3 separate regions of the Homo sapiens genome follow, and regions 2 and 3 are each linked to region 1. The links are chromatin contacts, found by Hi-C or POLR2A ChIA-PET in ENCODE. All regions are on one chromosome and are shown on one strand. Each heading gives the region's core, a stretch centred on a gene start or an enhancer-like site at or near the end of the contact. The rest is flanking DNA. Distances are from core to core; before and after follow the strand shown.

Region 1 (2,852 bases), core at 125-2,624:
TGAGCGTCTAGACCTCAGACCTTAGACCCAGGTAAGGCAGCAGCACCAGGGAAGCCCTAGGGTAGGAGGTGCCCTCGGGTAGGAGGTGCTGGGTGAGAACGGTTGGTGAGAAGAAGCGCCTCCCAACCTCTCTGCAGCTTCCTCACTAAATGGCTTGGAACTCAGGATATATGTTCCCACAGCCACAGTGGCCCCAAGTTGGTCAGGCTGTCAGGCGGCTCCAGAAACCACACACCCCATGACATGAGGAAGCCACAGACAGAGACACCCAGTTTCCCACTGTTTCCTTGGAAACGGCAGGCCCAGATCCAGCTCATCCACCCCCCTACTCTCAGCTAGAAACAAAGCCTGGCAGCTTCCCCTGGCACTCCCGGCCCACCTGGTCCACCCACTGGCTGACCCCAGCCTCTGCCCTGCAACTGTGGCCAAAAATGATGCCCCTTCAGCTTGGCCCCAGAGCGGGGCAGGGGCCAGGCTTCCAGGGGTAGCTCAGGCCAGAAAGGGACGAACTGGGAGCTTGGCCTTCCCAAGCAGTAGTGCTTGCTAAGGTTAGGGTTGGGGTTGGGGATGGGGCGCAACCCTGGCTGGAGAGCCCCAGGCGGCTGTGGGTGGGTCCCTGGAGGCCTCTGCAGGCCTGGAGTTCCTGGGGCTTGGATGGGCAACGGTCCAGGGATCTTGACCTTGTATTTGAGGATGGTGGGAAATCCCAGCACTTCCGGCTCCCCGACCCCAGGGACTCCCCTAGCAGAACTCAGGGAGCAGAAAGCCCAATGGTGCAATGCGATGCAGGCCCCCCTGCAAAGTCATTCCCCAGGGGCTGACCACGCAGAGGCTTGGGCCGCCGATACGCCAGGCAGGGGCATTAAGAGTGGAGAATTTTTTTAATTTGATACTAAACACACAAAAAGGCATTCAAGTAATTTGTGGATAAAGTCTGTTGGATGGAGGGGCCCAGCGCTGGATTCCCACAACCACTTATTTATGGCTTAGTGTGGTTTGACTTTGAATCCCACAAAAGGGCGGGGAGGAGAGCGGCCCCACGGCTGCGTAGCGTTCGGGGTAAAGGTCCTAGTGGCCACTGATTCCCGGCAGCCGCTTGCTGTAACGAGGGGCTCCCGGCAACATGACGTGGGGCTGGGGGGCTCCATTTCCAAGGAAACAATGCGTGGGCGCGGGGCTCCGAGGCCCCGGGGTCCCCGGGAAGGGCTGGAGGGCCGGGGGCGCACATCTCGGGTCTCGGGGTCCGGGGACGGCAGACGCGGGGGCGCGCGGAACTGCGGCCGGGGCAGTAATCACCCCAGGGCCGCCCAGGCCGCGCCCAGAATGGCTCCGAGGCGGGGCCGGGCCGCGGGGGGCGGACGGAAGGGCCGGGGCGGCGCGGGGAGGACCCTCCCGAAGCCCAGCCGGGGCCCTGAGCTCAGAAGCCTGGGAAACGGAGGCCACGCCGGGCAGGAGCCGAGCTCGGTTTCACCGCCCCCAGCGGACCGACCGCCCCGCCTCCCAGGACCCCGAGACCCCGGACCCCGGCCCGCCCTACAAGCAGGAGCTTTGGCGGCGCGCCCGGCTGCAGCCGTCGGCCTCTGTCGCCCCCTCCCGGAGCGGAGGAGTCACGGCGGGAAACAGCCCGAAGCCGGCGGGGCCCCGAGGGGGTCCGCGCTGCCTGCCCGGGGACCCCTTTTCTTGGCAGAGAGGATACTGACATCGGTCTGGAGGCCGTACGTCAGTCCCGGGGATGTCGGGATCAGCCTTGGAGGATGCCCTCGATCTTTATCCTTTCCTATGTCCCCAGTCCCTGGCAAAAGGTAGTAGACCCAGGGGAAGGATGCAGGAAGCGAGGAAAGGAATTCCCATGCCATGAGCACCATCCTAGAGGTGTTGACACACAAACACGCGCGTGCACACAAATCCTCTAAGGTAACCACAACAACAGAACCTATGAGCCATTTGTGAATACGCCGGCACTCGGAAGTGCTGTGGACACACTCCTACTCCACCCCTGACTCACTGCGCCTGCCTCTCAGACAAGGACCCATGCCTCCCTTCAGTCCTCTCTGAAGTGGGGACCGTACTGGCATCTGCCTCATTTAGTAGCTGTGAGGATTAAATGTGGTTGAACCCGTAAACTCGCTTGAACAGCACCTGGCATTGAAAGGATTGTAGCTGGCACCCTCCTCCTCATCTTCCTCATTCAATCAGTTAGGAATGCATTCAGCTGCAAGCTCAGGAAACGCAACCGACAGTTGCCTAGATGTGCAGGTGTGTTTTTCTCCCATAACAAGGAGTTCAGAAGTCGCCTGTCAGCCTGGGAGCACAGCTCAGCGATGCGTCAGGACACTGGGCTTTCTTTCCATCCCCAATCCTCACCATCCTATTGCTGGTCTCCTCCTGGTTGCCAGATACTTGCTGTAGCTGCAGATCTCAGATTCAAGATCCAGGCAGGAAGAAGGGAGAAAGGACAGGAGGTAAAGGGCTTTCTCCTAGTAAGGGTTTCCTGTTTATTCTGGAAGGGACAGGAACCTCTTGCACTTCGATTGTCCAGAAGTGTCCATGCAGGTTATCTTCACTGCAAGGGAGGCTGGAAAATGCCTATTTTTAGTTGAAGTCCTTGCTCCTCTACCTGGAGTTAGGGTTCTGTTAGCATACGAGGGACATGGTTATTGAGTAGACAACTAACGGGACCTGCCAGTGTGCTGTTGCATGGTCTACCTAACCTCCACTCTGGAGACAGAGAAATCAGTGCCCAGTAACGCTGGAAATCTTGCCCAAGGTCACACAGCTAGTGGGTGTGACATCCCAGTCTCCTGATTCTAAGTATTAATGTTCTGTAAATCAATGACTTGACATTGATTGTT
Region 2 (2,852 bases), core at 132-2,631, 230 kb after region 1:
AGGGCCCCTGCCCCACCAGTGTTGGTTGTGTTTCTGTTCTTTGAGGAGACCACATGATGATCTTCTGGTAGGAGCCACAAGAAGGATACAAATGCCATTAGAGCTGCTAGAGCCCCAGACGTCACTGGAATTGGGGTTCAGGGTGTTGGGCTGTCCCCACCCTTAGGCAGTACTCCCACTGCCTACAACACCTCCAGCGCAGGCTGAGGCCATGCGAGGATGGAAGCACATGTGGGCTAGGCCAGGAGGGCGTGCGGGAGGGCTCTCCACTCTGCGCTCCGCTGGGGTTTCTCCTTGTGTCCTGGTCAATAACTTCTTCTCTCTCTGGTTCTCCTTGGCCTGAGCCCCCAGCCTGAGCCGGGCTGTCCCTGAGTTCCCTGACCCGGAAGAAGGGACGGCCATTATCTTTGGGTGACTGTCTTCTTATAGCTGGGAATCTCTGGGGCTCTGAGCGGGAGGCCCATGGGGAGCCCTGGAAGAACAGGCATGGGTTAGACTGTTTACCTCACTGCCCTGTGTGCCCTGCCCCGGTAGAAGCCGTTTCTGCTGTGTGGTTCTGTCTAGAACTAGAGCCCCTCAGGGCCCTCTGCATGCCGTGGGGTCCCTTTGCAAAGCACCTCCTAACATGTGCTTTTATCTGTGGCTCGGGATGGGGATGGTGACTTCTTCACGCAGTCTTCTGCAGGCCTCTCCAGCCTGGCTCCCGAGATGTCACGCATGGGTCCATGCAGCCCAGAAAAGACCCTGCAGGGGGAGAAGGGTCACTTTGGTGCCTATCTCCCCAGCTGGCCTGTGGGCTGGGTGCCTGGCAGATGGGGCTCCCAGGGAGGTGCCCCCATAGACTTGGGCTCCACAGCAGGCTGTGGGGCTGGCATTAATGTGGCTGGGAGAGCCTGGCTGTCTTTTTAGCCATTTGTTTCGGAGGCCCTGGGGGTCATACTTGTGCTTCCTCGTGTATTTTTAGATCTCTTATCACCGTACACACCACCTCCCTATCAGAGGGCTGTCATATTCACATATGGTAAAATAAGACGCAACAATAGAACTCGAGTCGTGGTTCGGCTTTCTAGGATTAGGACAAGGAGGCAACTTTGATAGTAAATGGAATCTTTTTTTCCCAGCCATCCCCACCCTCAAAGAGTATCTTGCTGTAAGACCTAGTTCCTGTAAAACTCTGTCTGTGGGGTCCCTGGCCAGGATGGGTGGGATCCCAGGGAAAGGGCCAGGCTGTGTGTTCTGAACAGGAATGGTTCTGGACCAACCATTGTGGGCATTCCTGAGAAGCCAGGGAGCCTGGATCTTGTCAGAGGAGCTCCTCCCTCTGCTCCATCCTAACCCCGCGGGCAGCAGCAGGAACTGAGAGAGGACACGGTGGGGGCAGCGCTGCAAAACCCAGCAGCGGGCCACCTTCCAGCAGCAGAAAGCATGAGTTTTGGTTTTGGGGCTCTTCCATTTCCTTCCTTCTTTTCTTTCTTTTTAAATTTTTGCTCTTTGTTATGAAACAGCAGCCAGACCGAGCTATGCATGTCCTGCTGCACGGCAGGGGCCCTTATCTTGAACGACTCCACATACTGGGCAAGGAGGTGGCAGGGGGAGGGGCTTGTGGGAACCCAGATCTGGGATGGGACTCAGCCAACAGTTTAAAGAGCCCTGTGCCCCCACTACCCAGCCTCAACAATTGTTAGCTTATAGCCGTTTACACCCCACCCAGGTTATTTGAAGACAAGTCAGAGGGAGATAATTTCACTGTACTCCTAAATGTTTTAGTATCTCAGCAAAGATTGTATGGGCAGAGAAAGGAGGCTTCAGGGTGTAGGACCCCAGGAGCAGGCAAGGGCTTGCTCTTTCCCTGTTGGCTCCTGTAGGGTGGGGACAGACCAGCCCCCATGAACCCTAGCGAGGGCCATGCCAAGAAGCCGCTGTTCTAATCTAATCAGTGGAGGATCCAGCAAGCTCGGATGGGAGGGAAAGAATGACTCAACCTGCAGGCCGTCTGGGGTATGCACAGTCTCGTCTCCTGAGTTCTCTGAAGCCCTTTGCAGTTTTTGCTTTGTATCCTAAACTCCACAGGCCCGAACCCTGGCACTGAGCTTGATCCGCTGCAGCCCAGCCCGTTCCTGTCCCCATGCTGGAAGCAGCCTGTCAACTCACTTCCTTGGTTTCCTGTTGCTCTTCCCACCCCATACCTGCTCCCCACATTTCTATCAGAGCCCTGTTTCTAAAACAAAAGTCAGATTCCGCTGTGTTCTTAAAACCCTTCAGTGGTTCTGAATTCTTTCAAGACGAGGTTCCAGATACGGAGGCTGAGGGCGAGGGTCTGCACCCCAGGCGTCTGCACTCCTTGTCACCAGCTCCTGGTCGCAGCCACCCCGGCTCTGCTTGTCCTGTTTCAGGGTCCGGCTTAGGGCTCCTGTCCTGCGGATGCCTTCCCCAGCCCCCCGGGGTTGGGTCAAGTTCTCCAGAGCAGCCCCCGCCCCTGCCACACGTTTCTTCCCCCATGTGGTCCTCATCACATGTACATTGTCACCAGGTGCTTTGCCTGTTTCCCTGGAGACTGGGCACCCAAACCACATTTCAGAAATCCCTCCCACTGTCTCAAGCAGTGCTGAGACAGCATGGCACGTTCACAGCACAGTGCATTCCTGTGGCCTCCCCGGGCCACGGTCAGCCCACAGGCTACTCACAGAAAGTGACAGGCCGTGTTCAGAAGCTCTTCAAGCAGTCTGACGTGGCTGTGGCCCGTCATGAGATTTTATATTTTACAAAAGTGTCAGTCGATAAAGGATTTGTCCTGCGCCACCGGAGCACTGGCCTGAGGTGCCCTGATCCCCGAGAACCCCTGCCTGCACAGT
Region 3 (2,852 bases), core at 97-2,596, 130 kb after region 1:
GCTCCACTTAGCCCTTGTTACAGTTTTCTGTTATAATGTTGGATGTGCTAATCCTGGGCGCCACCCTCAGGTAACAGAACCTCTCTGACCCTCTCGCCTTCCTTTTTCCTGCCACAAGGCAGGACTCTAACCTTCCCTCACTTTTCTGACTGTAGGTCTTAACAGCCTCCCCTGGGAGGGTCCCGCCTCATACCATGCGGGAAGGAATTCTGTCAACATGAAGCTTCCATAAAAACCCAAGAGGACTGGGTTCAGGGAGCCGTGGAGAGCTGACTTTGTGGAGGTTCCCAGAGGATGATGTGTCCAGGGAGGGCTTGGAAGCTCCCTGCCCCTTCCCCCATACTTCGCACTACGCATCTCTTCATCTGTGTCCTTTGTAACATCCTTTACAATAAGCCAGCAAACATAGTTATTTCCCTGAGTTCAGTGAGCTGCTCCAGCAAATTGATCAACACAGAGAGGAGGTCATGGGAACCCCAACTTGAAGCCCATCCGTCAGAAGTTCGAGAGGCCCAGGCTTATGACTGGTGTCTGGGGTGGGTGGCAGTCGTGGGGACTGAGCCCCCCACCCAGTGGGATCTGGTGCTATCTCCAGGTGGACAGTGTTAGAATTGAACACCCAGCTGGGGCCCACTGCTTAATGTGTGGGGAAACCCCCACGCCTTTTATTGCAGACGTCTTCTGTGTTGATGATTGTGGAGGTGGTGGTGGAGTGAAAGAGGAAAAACGCAGTTTGAGAGAGTTTTTCCATACACACCAACAAACCAGGGAGGTGGATATTGTTATCCCCATTTTACGGATGAGAAAATTGAGGCTCAGAGAGATTAAGTACATTCCCCAGAGTTACGTAGCTATCGAACAAGGATTCAAATCCACAACTTTCTTAACCTACCCCACAGAGGCAAATGCAAAAACCAAACCATAAGAGGGAGGAAATAATGACCTCTGCAAATGAAAGCCACCTGTATATCAAGAAAAGCATATGGATAAAACAAAATGCTGGGACAATAACTGCCACAAACATGTGGCTTTAAAATCCTTGATTTATAAATCAGCAAAAAATGGACAAAGGCACAGCCAGACAATTCGCTGAAAGTGAGTCCCAGGTGTGCAGGCAGCGCTAGCAGGAGCGTTCGGCCTCACCAGCACGTGCAGGAGCCGGTCAGCATGGAGGTCAGATTGGCAAAGCCTCATCACATCCAAGCTTTGGCAAAACAGTAGAGACTGTCCACCAACCGTTGCTGAGACTGTCTGGCAGTGCAGTTTTCTGAGAGGGCAAACCTGGGATGCGTAGCAATGAATTCAACAACACAGCCTTTGACTCGGCAACTGCACGTCAAGAAACGGAACTGTCAGGAAGCATCTAGAACCCAGAGGGCAGAATCCAGGAAATGACTCTGTTCCGGAGTTCATCTGTTGCTCTGGGCTACACTTGATGCTACGGTAAAATCACTCACCCTCACATCCAGCCAGCGGCAACACACACAATGAAAACCGTTCTGAAAAAGCAAAGCTGAGAGCCCCGGGAAGATGCAGGAGGTGTGGGTGGGGGTTGGAATTCAGCTCGGTTTAGATAAACAACTGAGACCCGAGATGTTGATCTCTAAGGATTATCTCAGCCCCGACCTATTTCAACTTCCTTGTCTTCTTTCTTTGGCTCCTTACTTTTCATTGAAATTCCCTGACTGGCCCACTAAGAACCAGGCTCTGGCCAGCACGGTGGCTCACTCTGTAAGCCCAGCACTTTGGGAGCCTGAGGCGAGAGGATGGCTTGAGGCCAGGGGCTCGAGACCAGCCTGGGCAACATAGTGAGATCCCCCCAATCAATTTTTTTTTTTTTTTAAAAACACCCTTTTTTTTTTTTAATTAGCTGCCAGCTACTTGGCAGGCTAAGGGAGGAGGATCCTTTAAGCCCAGGAGTTCAAAGTTGCAGTGAGCTATGATCGTGCCACTGCACTCCAGCCTGGGCAACAGAGCAAGACTCTGTCTATAAAATATATGTATATATATTATAGAAATTTTTAAAAGAACCAAGCTCTGGAATGGACTTGCTCCAGCACCTGGCCCATCCCAAGCCTGGAGGCTCACTGGAGGAGGCCACATGGGGTCCACTCCATGTGCAGCAAGCACACCGAGGCCACAGGCTGCTGGGCCCACCTCCCCACCTCCCCACCGTGGGCGAAGTACGTGGAGGATGTGAGGGAGGTTCTCAAGTGAGATGCTCACTCACAGTTATCCCCAAAGGACGGTCCAAACATGTGGAAAACATGTCTCCCGTAGAAAATGGAGAAACGGCCGGGTGTGGTGGCTCACGACTGTAATCCCAGCTTTGGGAGGCCGAGGCGGGTGGATCACCTGAGGTCAGGAGTTCAAGACCAGCCTGGCCAATATGGCGAAACCCCGTATCTACTAAAAATACAAAAATTAGCCAGGTGTGGTGGCACGTGCCTGTAATCCCACCTACTCAGGAGGCTGAGGCAGGAGAATCGCTTGAACCCAGGAGGCCAAGGTTGCGGTGAGCCGAGATCATGCCACTGCACTCCAGCCTGTGTGACAGAGTTAGACTCCGTCTCAAAAGAAAAAAAAGAAAGAAAGCGGAGAAACAATGCTGCCCCCAGCCCTGTGTGTGACTTTGCCAGGGCTACTGTAACCACCTATCACAACCTGAGTGGCCTAAACAATAGGAACTGATTGTCTCGCAGTCCTGGAGGCCAGAAGCCCGAGAAGAGGCCAGAAGGTGGCAGGGCAGCTCCTCCTGGAAGCTCTGCAGAGAATCTGTTCCATACTCCCGGTGCTTCGCTGGGAATTCTTGGTGTTCCTTGGCTTGTGGAAGCATCACTATCGCCGCCTTC

What was found. A loop is a pair of places that touch in the nucleus more often than their neighbours do. ChIA-PET counts read pairs that join two places held with the same protein, here RNA polymerase II (POLR2A). Pooled maps may share reads with other maps.
Region 2: a loop to region 1 is called in a pooled map, with 5 times the contacts of the local background. The contact joins two enhancer-like sites. A Hi-C loop is called at or near these places in 1 of 168 maps with a recorded cell type or tissue (PC-3) and 4 of 50 pooled maps. POLR2A ChIA-PET finds 5 or more read pairs at or near these places in 1 of 52 experiments (HEK293T).
Region 3: a pooled map shows a loop between it and region 1 (4-fold over the local background). The contact joins two enhancer-like sites. A Hi-C loop is called at or near these places in 4 of 50 pooled maps. POLR2A ChIA-PET finds 5 or more read pairs at or near these places in 3 of 52 experiments (PC-9, SK-N-SH and WTC11).

Annotation. Positions count from the first base shown.
Region 1 is chr2:237,474,002-237,476,853 of GRCh38, forward strand. No RefSeq gene overlaps it. Among named protein-coding and RNA genes, the nearest start is that of MLPH, 12 kb to the right of the region's middle. RefSeq lists silencers at 1,186-1,595, 1,616-1,695. Within about 2 kb of position 1,375, at least 37 of the 41 ENCODE cell types and tissues checked have a DNase peak (open chromatin) inside an H3K27ac peak, as active enhancers do.
Region 2 is chr2:237,701,195-237,704,046 of GRCh38, forward strand. The region is part of intron 1 of LRRFIP1 (LRR binding FLII interacting protein 1); the gene reads left to right. Among named protein-coding and RNA genes, the nearest start is that of LRRFIP1, 75 kb to the left of the region's middle. RefSeq lists enhancers at 1,618-2,498, 2,499-2,852. Within about 2 kb of position 1,382, at least 35 of the 41 ENCODE cell types and tissues checked have a DNase peak (open chromatin) inside an H3K27ac peak, as active enhancers do.
Region 3 is chr2:237,602,430-237,605,281 of GRCh38, forward strand. No RefSeq gene overlaps it. Among named protein-coding and RNA genes, the nearest start is that of RAB17-DT, 13 kb to the left of the region's middle. RefSeq lists an enhancer at 1,664-2,167 and a silencer at 1,819-1,999. Within about 2 kb of position 1,347, at least 15 of the 41 ENCODE cell types and tissues checked have a DNase peak (open chromatin) inside an H3K27ac peak, as active enhancers do.